Linked DNA regions of Homo sapiens: region 1 is linked to region 2. A link is a loop called in an ENCODE intact Hi-C map of the cell type or tissue named here. Cell type or tissue: Caco-2. All regions are shown on one strand. Links, peaks and the distances in the headings refer to the core of each region. The heading gives the core; the rest is flanking DNA.

The links. Hi-C counts contacts between places; a loop is a spot of excess contacts. Peaks named below come from ENCODE experiments on the same cell type or tissue, not always from the same donor. Only the 100,000 strongest peaks of a DNase experiment are listed, where the experiment ranks them.
Region 1: it touches region 2 in a loop (6-fold over the local background); 3 of 110 quality-filtered maps call a loop at or near these places.

The regions. Positions count from the first base shown.
Region 1 is chr1:64,656,958-64,662,344 of GRCh38, reverse strand. CACHD1 (cache domain containing 1) reads right to left here. Exons shown (of 27, transcript NM_020925.4): 13 at 3,472-3,640. Among named protein-coding and RNA genes, the nearest start is that of MIR4794, 80 kb to the right of the region's middle. In Caco-2, for the core only: no CTCF peak of the experiment used is centred there; no DNase peak of the experiment used is centred there.
Region 2 is chr1:64,594,371-64,599,757 of GRCh38, reverse strand. All of the region lies in intron 3 of CACHD1 (cache domain containing 1), which reads right to left. Among named protein-coding and RNA genes, the nearest start is that of MIR4794, 17 kb to the right of the region's middle. In Caco-2, for the core only: no CTCF peak of the experiment used is centred there; DNase peaks (open chromatin) are centred at 1,517, 3,327 and 3,837; H3K4me3 peaks cover 263 bases.

The DNA.
Region 1 (5,387 bases), core at 316-5,315, 62 kb before region 2:
CTTCAACTAATCCTATTTCAAAGGCTAATGCTTGAAGTTCCCCAAACCACTCAGATGATAGGAACCCCAAGTCAAGGCCTGATTTAACTTCAGGCCTTCCCCTAAAGATGTAGTCTTTTAGAATCTCTGCCAAAAGCATGTATGTATGTGGGGCTGGGAGTAAAAAATTTATTAGAGTCTTCACCTTTTGTGGACCCTGGATTTGATTTTTGCTTCTCTTCCTTGCCTGAAGTAGCTACTTAAAGCACTGTTTAATTTCACAGCTGTTTCTTCTGGATTGGTAGACATGTGCATTGCAAAAGTGGCTTTGAGTGTTGGCTCTCTTCTCTGGGTTCTTATTTTCTCTGAGATTTTTGCCCAGTAATTCCTCTCTCTCATGTTAGCTCTGATGCTTTCCAAGATTTTAATCCAGGATTACGTTTCAATCCAGGAATTTTATTAAATAGTTGTCCTCAGTAGGTTGGGTTAGAATTACCTAGTCTGCCATTCCCAGAAAACATTAAATAATGTTATGTTTCATTTAATTCTGATGATATCTTCATTGGCTACCCTGGGAGATTATTATTATATTAATTAACCAAAGCAAAGACAACCAGAGGCTGGAAAAGGTTAGGGTGCCTAGCAGCATGCTGTGGATTCATGTATATATTCTTTTGCAGGCCCTCCATGCAAGGACCTGCCAAAAAGAGAGAGGGTAGTTCCTGAACTCAAAGAAGTTAGGATCTGATTGGAGTGACAAGGAATAAGGAAAATAGAGAAAAATAACAGTGTAAGAATAACACAATAATATAAGAAGTGTCAAAGGCACCCACTTCAGAGACAGAAGAGTCACCACGGGGCTGGAGTAAAGAGAAGAAGAGGTGGCTTGGGGTCTCTTTTGTAGTGACAGAGACTGGCGTTTTAGAAAAGGCTAGTGCAGTAAGATGGGGTGAGCACAAAGAGACAGAAGGAATCAAGATACAGGACCCAAAGCTTTGTGTCTAGGAGGTAGACATGCTTATTTATACACACATATACATATTTAATTGCCTTAGATGATGCACTCTTAAAAATTTTTTCTTTGTCTCTTTGTGTACCAAGAAAGATGATGTCCTTCTATCAGCTCACTTGAACACAGGTGACATATATTTAAGACCTGGCCTCTAAACCCCCACATCACTGAAATCAAATGGAAACCACTTCTTTGCCATTGCTTCCCATATTTCCTATTCCCTTTTTATTGTATTTTAATTACCTTGGTTCATTTTCATTGCCAACTGATCCTAACTAAGATGCCCTTGATTACCTCTCCACCTTGTCCTGGGGCCTTACCATCAAGGTGAGGAAGGGTGCCAAGACCTCCCAGTGAAAGTCAGACACTGGCCTATGGTCTGCTTGTTAATCATATATGAAATAATTAAGTTCATACATTATCTGAATAATCTCTATGAGGCAGTGCTTGCTGTCCAACTGAAATGCAATGCGATCCACAGATGTAATTTAAAATTTTCCAGTAGCCACATTAAGAAAAGCAAAAAGTGGCTGGGCACAGTGGCGCCTGTAATCCCAGCACTTTGGGAGGCCAAGGCGGGAGGATCACCTGAGGTCAGGAGTCAAGACCAGCCTGGCCAACATGGTGAAACTCCATCTTTACTAAAAATACAAAAATTAGCCGGGCGTGGTGGTGCGCAACTGTAATCCCAGCTAATCAGGCAGCTGAGGCAGAAGAATCACCTGAACCCAGGAGACGGAGGTGGCAGTGAGCCAAGATCGTGCCACTGTACTCCATTCTGGGTGACAAGAGCAAAACTCCCTGTCAAAGTAAAAATAAATAAAAAAAAAAAAGCAAAGCAAAAAGTAGTATTAAAGTAATTTTTATAATATGCTTATGGAATCCAGTATATCCACAATAGCATTATAATTTTAACATGTTATCAATATAAAAATTAAGTATGAACTTCACACTTACCATACACCTCAATTTGGATGAGCCATATTTAAAGTGCCCAATAGCTACACGTGGCTAGTGGCTGCCATATTGGAAACTGTAGCTATGGGAGATATGCAAAGGAAATAAAAAATCTAGGCTTGAGCTTCTTTTTCATCAAGAAAACTATTGTAATTTATTGTCTCAAATTTCAAAACAGTGACCTAATTTTCACCAGCAGTAGCTTGCTCACACAGAACTTAAAAGAGGCTTCTACACATCAGTGTTTCAGTAAAGCATTTCTTAAAAATATGAAATTTTTAAACATACTTTTTTGTATAAAAACAAACAAAACCCCAAAGACCAAATCAAAACAAAGAAATATAAAATCCTGCCTTCTTGGATCAACATCACTGGCTCTATCCAAATTGTCAACACTGCTGGGAGGTATCCCAGAAGAGACCACTTAGTCCAGCCTGCTCTTCTGATCTCATGTCCAGGCAGAACTCTCGAGGATGGAATTTAAGAGAGGAACACAAACACGAGTGCTATCATTTGGAATCTAGAGACTGCAGACTTCTAGCCTTGATTTTATTCCCATCTGTTCCCCTTCTTCTCAGTTGGCCAGTTGTGTGATGATTCTTCGTTATTAACTGCTTTGAACCCTAAGTCTTTTCAACAGTGAAAAAGAGAATACCTGTTTTACTGTACTGTCAGTATACTGTGGTTTGGTGACAACATAGACCACGAATGCCTAGTATGTGTCTGGCACATGGCAGAGCAGAGGTGCATGGGTCAAATCTCAGCTTTGCTATATTTTATGTTATCTGGGGGAAAATTATCTTTGGTAAACCCAAATCAATCACATGTCAACTCAGGTGAAAAATAAAAAACATCTGGTACGTAATAAATGTAAATTCCTTTTTGCTTCCTTTGAATTATCTTCGAATTCCTAAGCCCTTTTGAAGATAGGAATCTGTGGTAGATTACTGCTGATATGCTACATAGATTCCTTTGGAGGCCTTTTACTGTTATTCTACCCCACCCCACCTCAATATCCCCATACTTACATGTTTACCTTTAATGGGCTGTATCTGTGCCTCTCTCTATGGACTTAGGGCTACTGAAAACTCTGTACCTAGCACTAGAAGAAAGTTGAAAGTGACTAAGAAATGTGAAAGTTGAGCTCTCTTTAGAGTCTGGGCAAACTCTATTGGTGTAATTTACACTCCAGAGACCCCCTAGAAGACCAGGCTGAACTTAAAACTTCACTCAACATCAAACTTGTCTTTTTTGCCTTCCTTGTCCTGTTTTTCTCACTTCTTCACTGGTTTCTCAAAGCCCATCCTATATAAATCGCGAGCACACGAAACCTTGTCTCAGAGTCTGCTAGACGATCTGATTTGAGGCCAGGCTTCAAATCGTTTTCATATTTGTATCCCCAAACCAGCTGACTCTGCAGGCATTCAGTATCTTTTTTGGAGGGGTGGGGTGGATGGTATTCAAAAGGATATTTACAGTGAGCTGCTAAGAGTAAGAATGTGAAGGAAGTGTAAGGGCTTTACCTAGGGTTGCCAGCTGTTTGAAGTGGAGGCAAGCACTGGGCTGGCCAAGGAGATCCAGCCGGTGGTACAGCAGCTTGCTGCTGGGAACAGTGTTGAGGTTCTTCAGTTGTTTCACAGGTATTTCTGGTTGTATCACCACAATACACAGAATAAAGGAAGTGTCTTGTACCTGTAAAAATCAATAAAGAATTTCTGACCTAGAAAATGAGGGTTCCATGGGGACAGGGACTTTGCATACATTATTTTCTACTGCCTCTACCTTCTATCTTCACGTGGAAGGTATTCATTAAATATGGGATGAATGAATGAAGACATGAGGATAGGGTGATAGAAGGTATCTAATTTTGTATTTTCTGTTTTCTTTTCTTGTTGAGGAGACCTGAAGTATGTAACAGAAAATCATGGGGCTAACGAAAGGATAAGAAAGGAGTCCCTTTGAAACTGTGACCCTAGTCTTTTTTTGCTAATGTGGGTTAATGAGCACAAGCTAGAACAGGACATAATAATATAACACTTATTTCTATTTGGATTTGAAATGCACTTAAAAATACATAATTGGTTTTGCAATAAGTGTTCTGAGAATTGACTATTTTTCAAGCCAGTAGTGAATTCTCACTTTAAAAGAAAGGACTGAGGAGCAGCCAATACAGAATCCAGTTCATTCATTCTATTCCAACGAATGCTTTCTCTTCTCCTGGTTGGAAATGACCAACATCACTACTTAAACTCATGAAAAACACAAATCCTATGGCATCCCTGCAGAGTCAGCCTGATTTGTCATTGCAGACCATGGTAGGCAAGTATGCCATAGCTTAAGTCTAACTTATTAAGCTCATATGTAGAAACAGTAGTATTTTCAGATTCACTTTGTGCCTAGAAATGGATGCTTCAACAAAATTTAGTGGGGACAATGTCCACCACAGAATCAAAAGCCAATCTACCTAGTTCTAGCCACTTGAGAAAGACTTAAAAGTAAAAGAAATTTCTCGATTATTATCCTATTAGAAGAAAGACTGAACCTATTTAAAGATGGTTTATAAATAAATGAAGAAGTTGATGACTAGCGAAATCAGAACTAAAGAACGGTGCCTTATAAAGCAGCTCATGTGACTTACTTAGTGAAATAAAAGTAAAAGATGAAGGATAAAATTTTAACTAGGCAGGTTAGAGTTAAGTGAAATTTAGGATTTGTGAGGATGGTTGTAGACTCTTAAACACAGAAGCAATTTGCATCTTCCTGGAATTGCTTTCAAGTACTGCTGGCAAAGATATTCAATTAGATTAACAAATTTAATCCTTTTCCTCCATTCCCCAAATTATAAATTGACAAGGTGCTCTGAAGTGGCATTTACTATTTTCTCTCTTTTCAATCTCACAGTCATCTTTTAAGTTTGTTTTCCTATGTTGTGTGTTCCAAGGAACCAAAAGACAAAACCCTACCAGAATGACTAGAAAATAATTTTATAATTGGGTCTATTCTGTAAGAGAAAAATAAAGTTACCGTAAGCTTCTAAAAGTAGCACTTTATAAACAGTTCTTAGGAAAGCAGATTTCAATATAGGTCTTTCTGTCATGTTCTTAGCTGAAAAAAATAGTCTCTACATTAAAAGGAACTCTATTTCTAGAAGGGCTCTCTATGGGTTGGGAGTGGGTTTTTTTCACTGATTATAACATGGGATCCATGTTTTGAAGTGAAGCAGGCCTGTGTAACATGGGAACATGTGAATACCTTCTAATAGTCAGTACTTCTATCAGAGCAAACAGCCTCCTAAAGTGCTAAAAAATGCACTTGGGTTACACAGTGATGGAGTAATCTCTTAATGCTGCTAACATAATCTCTCAAGTTATATTTAAATTAATTCAGTGAAATAATCCCTCAATATCTGCTATATCTATGAGTGCTAAGCAGTTTAGGC
Region 2 (5,387 bases), core at 222-5,221:
AGGGAACTATTATTATAGGTTGTTTTACTTCCTTTGCTGAAAAGGTAATCTCTAACAGCATTAAAGAAAAACATTTTTATAACAATAAAAATGACAGTGACTCATTAACAAAAGTAGGTGCTTGATAAACATTTCTCCATCATAAAGTAGTTTCACCATGTGGTACTTGTCAACAATAATCTATCCGACCTTCTCTTCCCACCAACTCCTATCCTACACTTCTAACGAAACTGGCCCCTCCCTATGTGCTCTTCTGTTCGACCCCAATTGTGATGCTCTCCAGTGTCCACTCCACCCTTTCTTCAAAGCCCAGCTCAACTCTTCTTCCTCTTTCAAATTTCTCCCTAGTACTGGCCCATGATGAGTCCTTCCTCCTCCAAGCTGACTAATGCCATTCTGCTTCTTAACTATATGCCTATGTCTTCTTCCTATTTTTCTTATTTTGTAATCAAACAACATAATATCACAGTCCTATCTATTAGATATAGATTTTTTTTAAGATTCTGCTTATACCAACAAAACACTAATCAATTGTCTTCGTCCATTTGGACTATAAACTAGCTGGTTCATGAACAACAGAAATTCATTTCTCACAAGTCTGGAGGCTGGGAAGTCCATGATTAAGGTACTGGCAGATTTAGTGTCTGGTGAGGGGCCACTTTCTGGTTCATAGATGTGGCCTTTTCACTGTGACCTCAGTGACAGGGGTAAGGCAGCTCTCTGAGACCTCTTTTGTAAGGGCACTAATGCCATTCATGGGGGCTCTGCCTTCATGATCTAATTATTTCCCAAAGGCAATGATATTAATATATATTAATATTAATATATAATAATATTAATGATATTAATATATCTAATCATATTCCTCCTAATATGATCACATTGGTGATTAGTTTCCAACACATAAATTTGGGACAGAGAAGGCAAACATTCAGACCATTGCATCAATAAAATTTAAAAATAAGATTTATTATAAATAATGAACAAATTATCTTATTCATTTTGCCTTCCCCCTATGCCAAATACATGTGTGTTACAGTTACATGGGGTTGAAATTCCAAAAGATGATTATCATGGAACCCCTATTTGACTAAACCCTATCCATGTAGCTCTTGAATTCTCAATTCTCTCTAAAACCTTTTATGCACTTGAGAAATTTTAGCTTCCCCCAATGGGACTGTAGGTTACTGGAGGATTTATATTTCTCTCTCACGTCTAGCACAGTTGCTGGAAGGTGGGGCATTCCATAAATTCTTACTGGTTGACTGAGTAACGAGAAAGGGCAGAGAGTTAAGTCACCAGAAAGCTCTGGGCATTTTATTTCATAATATTCATTGAACATCTACTGTATTTCATAAGAGTCTCAACTGCCGTGAGTTCTCTCACATGTGCTGAATTTCAGCCGTGCAGCATTCACTCGCCAGTCAAGTTAGCATGAAAAGCCTAGAAATCAACCTCACTCTGCTGCTTTTCTCACTACCACTGATGTGCCGGTCAGATAAAGAAGGAGGTGTCAATAGGGGCTTAAGATATACAGGGCTGGTGGACTGGCTAGGCTAGCAGGAGTAACTACTGGAAGCAAAAGTGAAGAGTGCTTATCTTTCTACCCTTCACTAACACTCCAATGCCTGCCGCTTTTTCTGGACTCCGGACTCCACACGCAGGGATAAAACATGCTCAGCCATCCTTGTTACTTTAGCTACCTCTGGTCCCCAGAGGAAGAGTCACCTTGCCAAAGACAGGAATGCATTTTATGCCCATATGCCTTTGAGAAAAGTGACTTATAAAAAGAAACATGCTATTCGCCCTGATTTGGAGAATGTGAGAAATATAAAGCTCATACTTAGGACACTTTATAAAAACATGTCACTTATTCTTAGGGGTTACCTAAAAGATTTTTCATTAAGAAGTACATTAGCTGCCAGTCACATTTATATAATTCCGGGTTTATGGAAAGGCCAAGAAGTGGTAAAATCATAGATTTTCATACAAAATGAATGGGCAATTCAACTTAAGAGGTTTGGTTTGCTTCATTCCTCATGCCTGTGCTTTTAAAAAGTTAGTAATGACAATAGAAAACTCTGATCTAAATCTCCTTTAGACCCTGACTCTATAACTGCATTCTATGCTCATTTTCATAAGATAAAACCAGTGTCTGAAATTCAGTTTCAAGAGAAATAACTCCATCTCTCCAACCCCTGTAAGTTAAAAAAAAAAAAAAAAAAAAAAAAAACAACAAAAAAAAAACTTCCTTCTGGATTTACTTTCATGAACAACTGATCGAAACTGCATCCCGAGGGAGAAAACAGAACTGTGACTCCCACTTTGATCTCTTCCCCATGGAGAAATTCACTCCCTGCCTGGCTTGCAAGATGTTCACTTGATTGACGTTTGCTCTGATGTGCAAACTGCTTTGAACTTCAGACATTTAATTCCCATCAGGCTGCAGTCATTTTTATTCTCCTTCAACAGGATTTACAAGCAGGAGATCAGCAAATGTAGAAGATAAAATAAATTTGCAGAAGCTTTGAATCTTACATCAAAACAGTGTTCAAGTGAGTTCCAATTGGATTTCATTCAGCCTCGATTCACAGTGTAAATCAACTTTTCAGTGGAGTCCCAGTTTAGAAAGAAAGAGATATAAAGACCCCGCCTCCCCTCCAGCACCCCCCCACTCACACACCAGTTGGGGTTTACTTCCTTTCTTGGTCTTTGTTTAAATTTCCTAGGGAAGGTGATTTGCCAGGCAAATCACTCAGAAACCTGGGTTTTTCTCAATATTTCCAGAGAAGTCTGCCTCATTTATCACATAGCATATAAAAATCACACCCACAGTGTCAGTTCCAAGGGCAGTGATGAAATGTGGAATTGTTCATGGATGAATTTTTAAGGTAATGATTAAAAAGCAAATCCCTGTGGAAACTGATCATCAAGTCCACACACAAAGCCAATGTAATGATAGCTAATAGGGTAGGGAATATTCTTTACTTGTTTGCTTGTTTTTAATCACTGCTAAAATGCTGAGATAAGTGCAAAAGGTTAAAAAAAATCATTTCTTCTGAAAGCAAAACTTGGTATCAGATCAGAAGTGGGTATGGAAGAAATGCTGAGAGGCTTCTGATGGGAGGTCACAACACAAGCAGGCCTTTGCTGCCAGTGCCACTGAATTACCAAGCTTTGTTTTTAGAACAGCACACGTTTTTCTGGAAAACAAAGGCGGCAAAAACCCTTCACCAGTAGCTGCAGGAGCTGCTAAAGGAAGGTTCTGGACACTGAGAAACACTCAGGCCTACTAAGCCCCTGGGCCCTAGTAACAGCCTAACAGGGTCTGGTTTACTGTGATATGACACGGAGACATATCTCTTCACCTCTATTCAACCAGGTTCCCGCTCATTCTTTCTGGGAAGCATCTGCTCTCCAAATATTTGAGCAACACCAGTTGAAAAGAATTAAACAAGAACCTCCTTATCGTCCACTTAACCACCCATGAGAATAAAGTTAAACAAAGAAAGAGCTAAGATAAAAATCAAACATCTGCACTGGCAAATATTTAAACTCTGTTTGAATGGTAGAGGAAAGGGGCAAGAGCAGGATCACTTCAAAAAGGAACTATCACATTTATAAAGTAAATAATACTCAACCCCCCCCTCGACTGAGTTTACTTATTCAAACACCTAAATAGATGGGCCAACCAAAAAGCTGTCAAATAACATGTAATCACATTCCGAGAAATAGTTTTTCCTTCCATCTCTGCAGAGATTGGAGTGATAAGTCACATTCTTTCTTTCTTATCAGTAATAAGGATTAAACCTTCAGGGTTCAGCAACTCAGCCAGATTGGAAACAAGGGCTGGTTTCAAATGCCCTTGGAAGGTAAGGCTTTCAGAGCAATAAAGTGTCTCCCTCTCTATTAAGTCTAAGTATCACACAGACCAACCATATTTCTTTTTCGCCATTTCCCTACCACAACAGATTATGGAGAGAAGGCCCTGCTGTGACCTTGTGTCTCACTTCTATATTCAAACAGATGGTATTATCATTCAATTCACTTTCTCATAAAAGCTTGGAAAATTGCACAGGTGACATCTAGGGTGAATTGGAAGTGGGCGCACAACCACATTAAATATTTATCCTTATCTTCCTCATCACCAGGTTGGACTGGGGCACATGAAGAAAGACGGGTATCTGGAAAAATCAAAGAGAGAACAGGCTGGGGAGAGCAGCTTGGTGGGGTCTGCAGGCTGCCTCTGTGATGTTCCATAGCACCCCTGTCCATCCTGCCACTTGACCTCTAATAGGGACTTGACACACTTTACAGTTATTTATTTATATACCCTTCTCCCTTGCTTGGTAGACACAAAGGGAGAGGTCTTTTCTTATGTTTCTTTATACCCAGGGCCTAGCTCAGAGTCTCCTTGTGAAGAGCAAAAGTTTAGTCAATGTCTGCTGGATAAATACACACAGAAAGCCCAAGAGGTTGAGATTTCCCAGGACTAGAGACCGGAGACTGTAAATTGGGTGTGTTCTCTCCCCTCACACATACTGAGTATTCAGTACACAGCAGACAACTGTGAGTGGTATGACACAGACACAAAAGAGAGGCACTAACAACTAAGAGTTAGCAGATGACCTTGGAGATTAACTGGTTCCATCTACCAGCACACATGCACCGAGGAGGGAAGAGTCCTGTCCATACATCTCCCTGTTCTGTTAAAGAAACAGAAAAATATAAGATGCAGAATACTTATGGCTGATTCTACAAAAGGAATACTATCCCAATGTTAACAAGTTAATAAAGCTAGAGTGTAAAGACAGATATCTACATCATCGTACCAGATAAGTCAAGTCCCCAGAAAGAGATTATAGATAGATTTTTAAATCTGGGCCTTCTTTGAAATTGCTTTGGTATTTTTCACAATAAAAATGCACAAAAAGGTTGCTTTTCAGCTAAGACAGGTTCTATTTCTTAAAGCTGGTATAGTCTGCTAGGCAGTTTTCTACAGAGATCAGATTTTAAAAAGAAAGAAAAATCACAAAACCATCTCTATTTAAAATCCATAAAAGGCAGCTGGTGAAATTCAATAGCGTAAGCAGTGAGGCAGGTTTCCCATTCTTCCTTCAATGAAGGTCACACGAAAAACGCAGGAAGCTAGATTCTCAGCAGATCCAAATGCAGGCGCTTTCTGCTATAAGGGTACTCATCAAGACTCCTAAAGATAAAGACATCTACCTAATGCACACACACAAGCACACACAGGGAAATGGCACAAATTGCTGCAGGTCAGCCAATTTAGCAACTTTGGAGGGTCATCTAGTTACCTCAAGTAGAATTCTAAGAAGGAACACATAGTTTAGCATTTCACTTGGCAGATGAGCCATTCTAATTTT